Linked DNA regions of Homo sapiens: region 1 is linked to region 2. The links are chromatin loops, found by intact Hi-C in ENCODE. Cell type or tissue: prostate gland. All regions are shown on one strand.

What was found. Peaks named below come from ENCODE experiments on the same cell type or tissue, not always from the same donor. Only the 100,000 strongest peaks of a DNase experiment are listed, where the experiment ranks them.
Region 1: a loop joins it to region 2, with 3 times the contacts of the local background. A loop is called at or near these places in 7 of 110 quality-filtered maps.

Annotation. Positions count from the first base shown.
Region 1 is chr17:80,150,624-80,155,623 of GRCh38, reverse strand. No RefSeq gene overlaps it. Among named protein-coding and RNA genes, the nearest start is that of EIF4A3, 6.0 kb to the right of the region's middle. RefSeq lists enhancers at 1-68, 2,219-2,718, 2,719-3,220. In prostate gland, no CTCF peak of the experiment used is centred here; no DNase peak of the experiment used is centred here.
Region 2 is chr17:80,005,912-80,010,911 of GRCh38, reverse strand. TBC1D16 (TBC1 domain family member 16) reads left to right here. Exons shown (of 12, transcript NM_019020.4): 3 at 155-752. Among named protein-coding and RNA genes, the nearest start is that of TBC1D16, 27 kb to the left of the region's middle. In prostate gland, CTCF peaks have their summits at 2,328 (motif pointing left), 4,732 and 4,931 (motif pointing left); DNase peaks (open chromatin) are centred at 2,261 and 4,936; H3K27ac peaks cover 2,260 bases.

The sequences.
Region 1 (5,000 bases), 140 kb before region 2:
TCCTTGCTGGGAAAAGAATTCAGCAATATTTCTCCTATTTGCTCTCTGCAAGAAGAAAAATATGACTCTGTTCTGCCCGGCCCCGCAGGCAGTCAGACCTTATGGTTATCTTCCTTGTTCCCTGAAAGTCACTGTTACCCTGTTCTTTTTTAGGATGCCCAGATTTCGTATTGTTCAAACACACGTTTTACAAACAATTTGTGCAGTTAACGCAATCATCACAGGGTCCTGAGGGGACAGACATCCTCAGCTTATGAAGATGATGGCATTAAGGGATTAAAGTAAAGACAGGTATAGGAGATTATAACAGTATTGATTGGGGAAGTGATGTCCATGAAATCTTCACAATTTATGTTCAGAGACTGCAGTAAAGATAGGCGTAAGAAATTATAAAAGTATTAATTTGGGGAATTAATAAATGTCCATGAAATCTTCACAATTTATGTTCTTCTGCTGTGGCTTCAGCTGGTCCCTCCATTCGGGGTCCCTGGCTTCCTGCAACAGGCTGAAGTTTTTCTTTTAGGTTAAAATAGAGATAAGATTGATCAAACAGACTCTTTGTGGCAATAAGATACCAAATTATAAACAAGACCTAAGGCCATGGCAGGCAAAGGCTGATTCACACCCTACTAACCATAAACCCTTGTCAAACTTTTTTTTTTTTTAATTAACCTGGTACAATGTGGCTTCCTTTCCAAACTGGTTCTGGATGAGCACACATGACAGAATGGAAATAAAAATATTTTTCTGTGAAATATATTTCTTTGACATATTTTGGAATGGCACTGCAAAGCTGTCTTTCGGCTGGGCGCGGTGAACTCACGCCTGTAATCCCAGCACTTTGGGAGGCTGAGGCAGGTGGATCATAAGGTCAGGAGATTGAGACCATCCTGGCTAACACGGTGAAACCCCGTCTCTACTAAAAAATACAAAAAAGTAGCCGGGCACAGTGGCAGGCGCCTGTAGTCCCAGCTACTCGGGAGGCTGAGGCAGGAGAATGGCGTGAACCTGGGAGGCGGAGCTTGCAGTGAGCCGAGATTGTGCCACTGCAGTCCAGCCTGGGCAACAGAGCGAGACTCCATCTCAAAAAAAAAAAAAAAGCTATCTTTTGTGGGGGAAATTAATTTGCATCTGTAGAGAATGTCCATTAACATATCCAGGCCTTGCCTGGATCTAGGAGAGATTTGCTGACAGCTTGACACCTTTAAAGTCTGAAAAGAGACATTTGCCATCCATTTTCTCGGAGGGCTGCTAGAAACCTATGAGGCTTTCATTTACATAACAAGGGCCTTCACCCCCACAACTGCCTTAACTCAAGCATTCTTTTCTACTTACTTCAGGTCTTTAGACGGTAGCTTAACTCTTTTTGACTCCCCCAAAACGTAATATAAATAATAGCTTAACTCTCTCAAATGGCAAGTAAAGAATCTGTAAAACCCACGTATGACTTGTAAGCCCCTGCTCTGGGATAGCCTGCCGTTCAGGCTGAACCAAACGTATACCTTCCATGCACTGACTTACATCTTTGCCTGTAACTCCTGTTTACCTAAAATGTATAAAAGTAAACTGTTACCAGCCAGGCACAGTGGCTACTGCCTGTAATCCCAGCACTTTGGGAGGCCAAGGCGGGTAGATCACCTGAGGTCAGGAGTTTGAGACCAGCGTGACCAACATGGTGAAACCCCATCTCTACTAAATAGAAAAAATTAGCCAGGCGTGGTACTGCACGCCTGTAATCCCAGCTACTTGGGAGCCTGAGGCAGGAGAATCGCTTGAACCTGGGAAGCAGAGGTTGTGGTGAGCTGAGATTGTGCCACTGCACTCCAGCCTGGGCAACAAGAGTGAAACTCCATCTCAAAAAAAAAAAAAAAAAAGGAAACTGTCTCACGTGTCCTTGTGAAGAGACCACCAAACAGGCTTTGTGTGAGCAACACGGCTGCTTATTTCACCTGGGTGCAGGCAGGCTGAGTCCAAAAAGAGAGTCAGCAAAGGTGGTGGGATTATCATTAGTTCTTATAGGTTTTGGGATAGGCGGTGGAGTTAAGAGCAATGTTTTGGAGGGCAGGGGGAGGATCTCACAAAGTACATTCTCAAGGGTGGGGAGAATTACAAAGAACCTTCTTAAGGGTGTGGGAGATTATAAAGAAACTTCTTAAGGGTAGGGGAGATTACAAAGTACATTGATCAGTTAGTGTGGGGCAGAAACAAATCACAATGGTGGAATGTCATCAGTTAAGGCTATTTTCACTTCTTTTGTGTATCTTCGGTTGCTTCAGGCCATCTGGATGTACATGTGCAGGTCCCTGGGGATATGGTGGCTTAGCTTGGGCTCAGAGGCCTGACAGAAACTGTTACCTGGGTACCTTGTGACCACTTAAGGCTTTTTGGGTTTGTGTTTTTTCCAGGCCACAGTCACTTCTACTGGTTCAGAATAACCCTCTTGAAAACATTTTTACAGGGTCTGGTTTTTCTGTTAACACTGCACGTGTGCTAGACTCTGACCAGCCAGTGCAGGGTCTGAGAGTCAAGACAGCAGTGAGGTGAGTTCAGGCAGCGCTCAGCAAGGTGCCTTGCCCCAGCCAGTTGGGTTTAGGCAGGGCTGTGCCTAGAAATGAACAGTGTTCACCCTTTAATACCTACGGATGGGTGGAGACTTCTGGCAGGAAGTCACTTTTAGGGGATGGTCCCTTGGATCAGATCGAGGTCACTTCTATCTAGGACATCAACTCCTGCAGTGATGAGTTACAGGAACCCAGTGCAGCCCAGCAGCACTGCCCCTGAGCCTCCTGGGCAAGAAAAGCCACCTCACCCTTTTCTACCTGATTCCTGGGAGCCGATGAAGGTAAAGGAAAAGGGACAGGTCGGCTCTGGAGGGTGGCAGACCACTGGGCTGTTCCCATTGTCACAGGGCAAACCCCCAAAGTAGGACTCAGCCTGTGAGACCACGTGGGTTCCTGGCTTCCCACGGGAAGGAACTCAAAAGTGAGCCAACAGAATGAAGTGAAAACAGGTTTATGAAGGAAGTAAAGGAATAAAAGCGTGACTACGTCATAGGCAGAGCAGCCCTGAGGGGTGCCAGTTGGCTTTTATGGTAATTTCTTAATCGTATGCTAAAAAGGGGTGGACTGTTCATGAGTTTTCCAGGAAAGGGGTGGGCAATTCCCGGAACTGAGGGTTCCTCCCTGTTTCAGACCACATAGGGTAACTTTCAGGGGTGGCCATAGCATTTGGAGACTGTCATGGCTGGTGGGAGTGTCTTTTGGCAGCTGATGCGTTATAATTAGCATATAAGGAGCAGTGAGGACAGGCGGAGGCTGCTTTCATCACCATCCTGCTTTTGGTGGAGTTTGGAGGCTTCTTTACCACATCCTGTTTTATCAGCGGGTCTTTGTGACCTCTATCTTGTGAAACAAGTCCTGCCAAATTCCTACCTCACCATCTCCCCCACAGCAACCTCCTGAGCTCACAGCGCTCCTGGCCAGCTGGGACTGCGTTGTGTCCCTCCCTCTCTCTTGCCCCAGAGGTCCACACATTGAGTAAGCCAACAACTATTTATTGAACACCTACTGAGCATTAGGGAAACAGTGGGGGCGAAACAGACATGACCCTAGCAGCCGCATTTAATGGGGTGAGTAGTCTCCCTCCCCAACGTGGAAACCATGTGGGAAGTGAGATGCCGGTGACAGCGAGGATGCTGAGACCAGGCATAGGGGTCTGTCTACCTCAGTGACCGGGAGCCTCTTTTCCTAGACACCTTGGGGGCCAGGGACAAAGGGCAGGCACTATAGCTACTGTTTAGGGAACTCTAGAGCCTGGCCTGCTTGTGCCTTTCCCTGTAGGGCGCTTGAACTTATCACACTGGGCCTTAGTGTCTCCATCAGTAAAAGAAAAAAGATACCTATCTGCATTCTCTACTTATGGAGATAATGGAGGTTTCCCATAGGAACGGAAACATTTATCCAGAATTTTAAGCAGGGGACTTGTGGATAGAAAGCTAAGCGAGGCTGTCAGCTCTCATTTTTTAAGTAGATGTTATGCATAGCACAACAGAGCTACACAGAGCCGACACTTTAACAAATCTGGTGCATGACTCACAAGGCATGTTCTCAAGACATGGCTGACACGATCCTAACTGCCTACCAGTAATAAACAGAACAAGGGGTTTGGGATCCTATTGATGCTAGGGCATCTGCTGAGCACTACATAGGCCATGGAAAAGCACGCACCATATTTCACAGCAAAAACCTCTTCTCCTGAGAGGAGCTCTTGCTGCTCTCCTACATGACAAAAACATGAGTCTCCTCCCATCTATTCACCACCTACCCACACTGCGTTTTCTAAAGCCTTTTTGGCAACAGGGATGGGTTTTGTGGAAGACAAATGTATTATTCCATTTTCATACTGCTATAAAGAACTGTCCGAGACTGGGTTATTTATAAAGGAAAGAGGTTTAATTGACAGTTCAGCATGGCTTGGGAGGCCTCAGGAAACTTACAATCATGGCAGGAGGTGAAGGGGAAGCAAGGCACCTTCTTCACAAGATGGCAGGAAGGGAAAAGTGCCAAGCAAAGGGGGAAGAGCCCCTTATAAAACCATCAGATCTCGAGACAACTATCAAGACAACAGCATGGGGGACTCATCCCCGTGATTCAATTACTCCACCTGGCTTCTCCCTCGACACGTGGGGATTATAGGGATTATGGGATTACAATTCAAGATGAGATGTGGGTGAAGACACAAAGTCTAGCCACGTCAACAACTTTTCCACAGGTGGTGGAAAAAAATTCTTCCAGAGATGGATGGGGTAGTGGTTTCGGGATGAAACTATTCCACCTCCCATCATCAGGCATTAGATTCTCATGAGGAGTGCACAACCTAGATCCCTCGCATGTGCAGTTCACAACAGGGTTCACACTCCTCTGAGTCCAGTGCTGCTGCTGACAGCAGGCAGAGCTCAGTTTAGCTCCCTTGCTTGCCTCCTGCTGCACCGCCTGGTTCCT
Region 2 (5,000 bases):
CTAGTGTTTTTGCTCAGGGCCAGGCTGTATCTGAGGCCGGACTGGCACTTTACTAAAGGGCAGTGGCCTCTCCGAGCAGCTCGCCAAAGGTACCACAAGGGCCTCATCCACAGCCTCCTGGCCTCTAACGTGCCATCCCCCTGGCTCCTCACAGGTTACCTGTGCTTGTACATGGAGAAGGATGAGATGCTGGGAGCCACCCTCATCCTGGCATGGGTCCCCAACTCTCGCATCCAGAGGCAGGACGAGGAGGCCCTGCGCTACATCACACCCGAGAGCTCCCCCGTTCGCAAGGCACCCCGCCCTCGGGGCCGGCGCACCCGGAGCTCAGGAGCCTCCCACCAGCCCTCCCCGACGGAGCTGCGGCCTACCCTGACCCCCAAAGATGAGGACATCCTGGTGGTGGCCCAGAGTGTTCCAGACCGCATGCTCGCCAGCCCTGCGCCAGAGGATGAGGAGAAGCTGGCGCAGGGCTTGGGGGTGGATGGTGCCCAGCCAGCCTCGCAGCCTGCTTGCAGCCCCTCCGGGATCTTGTCGACGGTCAGTCCGCAGGATGTCACCGAGGAGGGGCGGGAGCCGCGGCCCGAGGCCGGGGAGGAGGATGGCTCTTTGGAACTGTCAGCCGAGGGCGTGAGCAGAGACAGCTCCTTTGACTCAGACTCAGACACCTTCTCCTCGCCCTTCTGCCTCTCGCCCATCAGCGCGGCGCTGGCCGAGAGCCGCGGCTCCGTGTTTCTGGAAAGTGACAGCAGGTGAGTTCCTGGTTCTGGGCGTGGGCTCTCGGGAGGCCCCCAAGGCCTGACCTGGGCAGGAAGCACTCACCTGCGTCACCTGTGATGCCAGGTGAGCGCTGGAGGCATCTGCCCGACCTGCCCGCGGCTGTGGCCGTGGCTGTGGCAGGAGCCCCTCCCTGAGGCAAGGGCTTCAGCAGGGAGTCCCCACTTTACACCCCACTGAGAGGACTGTGAAGGGTGCGTCGGGGTGTCCACATTCTTCTCTCTCCTTGAGACTCACTAGGACTAAACAGGCCCTACCAGGTCTGATGGGCCCATGACCAAGGCTAAGCCCCCGGGAGTCCTGGTCCCTTCTGTTCCCATCACCGGAGGGGCAGGAGATTTTCAGTCCCCAAGCGAGTGCCCAAGAGGCCCGGGTGGCATCATTAGGCTCACGCACAGGGCTGGCCCAAGCCCAGATGTGCTGGTCTCCAGCTCCCCGCTCTGCCCTGCAGCCCACTGGGCACGTGACCTGGCCCCCTGTGGTCCCCGGAGGCTTCAGCCTCCCTCTTTCTCATAGCTGTGGAGGATGGATGTAGTCCCGGGGCAGTGTTGACCATATTCACCCGACTTGGCAGCCGCTATGCACCCTGGGGAGTCCAGCCAGAGTATCTGGACTCCTTGCTGGCCACACTTGCAGGAGCTAGAGTTGGGCCCGTGCCCTGCGGTGGGTTCCCTGGGCCTTGGAACCCAAAGAGACCTTCCTGAGTGGGGAGGGTTGCATGGTGCCACGAGGGCCCTCATGGCCTTGGGGTGAGTGCCCGTGTGGTCGCATAAGCCCGGAGCCCCAGAGCCAGCACAGGGGGCCTGCATCCGACTTCCACAGCCCCTTCCTATGCCCCGGCTGTGGTCCTTACGCTCATTAGATTTCTGGGCAAATAATGGTGGTGACCACAGACAACAGTAAGAGCCGACATCAGTCAGCGAGCAGGTCATTAACTGTTGAGCTCGTGGTGTGAGCCGGGCGCATGCTGGACGTGGGTGGTCTGGGTCTCGCCTGGGCGCTGGACACCGTGGGCTATGGATGGTACGTGTGTGCTTTCCACAGCCCCACGCCCCGTGAGGTGGGCCCTCCTATTATCCCCTGCTATCGAAGGGGAAAGGGCGGCTCGGAGAAGGTCAGCAGCTTGCCAGGGGTCTCCCAGCCAGTGCCCGGGCCAAGCTGGGATGTGAACCCAGCTGGGTCTGCCCCAGGGCTGCAGCATAAAAGGTCACCCCAGGCCGATTAAGCCGGGGAGTGGTGGGGCATGAAGTAAGGACACAGGCTTTGCTGGCCTCAGCAGGGGTGACTGTGGGACGGGTTCTTCCCTGATTTTATCCCTCCAGTAAAGATGCAGTCCATTAGAGCCCCAGGGTGAACCGATAACATTCATCTCAGTTATTGGAGAGTGCAGATAAAAGGAAGCCGTGAGCCGTAACTGAGGACTCCAGGTGCCAGGAGGCTTGCTGAGCTGGGTGGCGTCAGGCGCCAGGGAACCCGAGGAGGTGTGGGGGAGGCGGGGCCCGAACTCTGGTCCTGGCCTGGGTCCCGCAGGCCGGACTCAGTCGGAGCTCCCCCTGGTGGTGCCAGGCCAACAGTGCAGCAGAACCTGCAGGCGTCCCCGTGTCCCTGCATCCCCAGGGCCCAGGCGAGGGGAAGGTCCCAGTTGTGTCTCAGAGAGGTGGTGGGGTTGGCCCACGGTCTTGGGGCTGAGGATTCTGTGGCAGAACCACAACCAGAAGCTGGCCGGTCAGCTCTCTGTCCCGCAGCCCCATCTCGTAGGGAGCTCAAGTTTAGGAGTTAGGGAGTTGAGTGCCGGTTGAGTCCTGGCATCACTGGTTAGTGTGAACCTGGGAAATTCTTTCTTTTCTTGGAGCCTCGGTTTCCCTGTTTGTAAGATGAGGCTGGTAATATCCACTTTCTGGGGGTATTGTGAGAATGCACCCCGGTTCGCTTTTCCCCGCCCTTCGCCTTGCTGGTTCTTCAACCTGGCTGCATGTGGGGGTTCCTGGGGGAGCCTTTAGACGCTGATGCCCAGGTCCCTCCAGGTTCTTCTAGAGCAGTGATTCTCACCCGGGGCCGAGTCTGTGCCCAGGGGGTGTATGGCAATGCCAGGAGACACTTTTTTTTTTTTTTTATCACAACTGAGGGTGGGGATGTATTGGCATCAGTGGGCAGCGGACAGGCGTGCTGTGCACTCACTCTGGAAGCCAGGCTGTCCCTCTGCCTGGGACCCACCGGGGGCCGCCCATCATTTTCAGGATGAAGCACCATCTCCTTCACTCGGGGTCCAAGGCCCATCACCATCTGGCCCTGCTGAGCGATGCTGCCTGCCTCCCCACCCCCCACTGTGCACACCTCCAAGTTCGTCGTCCTCTCTGCCTCTAGATCTTGTGGGGCTCTCTCTGCCTCATGCCTTTGGCTAGGGATCCCCTCTACCTAGGCTTCCTCCTTCCCCTCTCTCCTAACCGGCCAGCTTATATGTTTGAGACTCAGCTCCTGGGGCGAGGCACCTTCATGTCAGCTTTTGGGGGAGGCTTCTCTATTCCCCCGAACCCTGGGCTGAGGAGGGCCCTCCCCATGGCCCCCTTCTCTGCTCTGACACTCGAGTCCCCACTGAGACACCCTGTCCGCCTGTCCGTCCCCAGCTGCTGGGAGGCAGATGGTGGTGAAGGAGTAAATTTTGGGGTCCGACAGATCTGTTTCCAGTCCTGGCATCATCCTGAGTTATGTGTGATCTTGTGGCCATTACCTCCCACATCCAAAACGCAGATGCCTCACGGGTGTGAAGTGCGGCCAAGAACCCCCTTGTAGGGCAGAGTCGGCGTGAGGGTTGAGCACCAGCCTGGGGTATGGGGTCAGCGAGCCTGGCCTGGGACTCGTCCCCACCCGGAGACCGTGCTGGGGGGTGCTTACCACAGCCCGGCCCTGCTCCTGATGAAGGCTCAGAAAATGCCTCTTGGCCACATGGCCGCGGGCTCGGTGTGGCTCGCACCTCAGGCCTGTGTCAGCCCGGTCCAGGGGAGGCTCGCTGAACGTGGCGAGTTGCAGCTTTGTGCTGGGACGAGGTGGATGTGGATGGGACTCTCCCCACCCCGCCAGAAGCGTGTGCTTCAGTGCAAGGCTGGAGTGAAAACAGCCTGTCTCCAAGACAGACTGCTGAGAGCTTTCTTTTTATTTTTAAAAAGTAGATATGGAGGCCGGGCACTGTGACTCACGCCTGTAATCCCAGCACTTTGGGAGGCCAAGGTGGGTGGATTGCTTGAGCCTAGGAGTTCAAGACCAGCCTGGGGAAAATGGCAAAACCTCATCTCTATAAAAAATACATAAAAATTAGCTGGGCATAGTGGTGCATGCCTATGGTCCCAGCTACTCAGGAGGCTGAGGCAGGAGGATGGCTTAAGCCTGGGAGGTGAAGGCTGCAGTGAGCTGTGATCATGCCACTGCACTCCAGCCTGGGTGACAGAGAGATACTCTGTCTGGAAAAAAAAAAAGAAAGAAAGAAAAAGAAAAGCAGACATGGATTCTGAAAGGGGCTGGGCGAGCCCTGGAATCTGCATTTCCCTGGTCTTTCCTTGCTCCTGTGCGCTTCTGGCCCCCACCACATGGTAGACCCAGGAAGCAGAGGTGGTGCTCCTTGCCCCATCCCCATCCCCCGGGGCCTTCGTATGATGGGACTGGAGATCCTTGGCTAAGGTGGTTAATTGTCCTAGACGCTGTAGAGCAGGCGTCCCCAGCCCGGCTGCCCATGAGAATGCCCTGGGCAGCTTTAAAAATCCTGATGCCCAGGCTGCACCCAGACCAATTAAACTAGGATCGCTGGGGTGGCGCCCAGGCATGGGAATGTTTTGAACTTCCTGGGGGTTTCTGAAGTGCACGTAGCGTTGAGAACCCCTGCTGTGAAGGGGCTGAGAGAGAGAGAGAGAGAGAGAAAGAAAGAGAGAAAGAGAGCGAGAGAGCGAGAGAGAGCGAGAGCGCTCCTGGTGCTCTGGGGTGGGGAGGGGTGTCAGGGCCGAGGACCCCAGATGACTGGCCATCCCGCCAGGCAGGGGTGTTGGTGAGGACTCGGGTGCACCCATCGCCACTCTGAGCGGTGGGGCGTCTATTAATAATTAACCCGGAGTTGAGTCCCCCCGGAGGGCAGAGCAGGTAGGCTGGCTCGAGGGTCCCCTCTAGTGGTGGATCTGAAGAACTGCATGTGCAGGCTGCGTGTCTGGCTGAGATTGGCCAGGAGGGACAACTCCCCC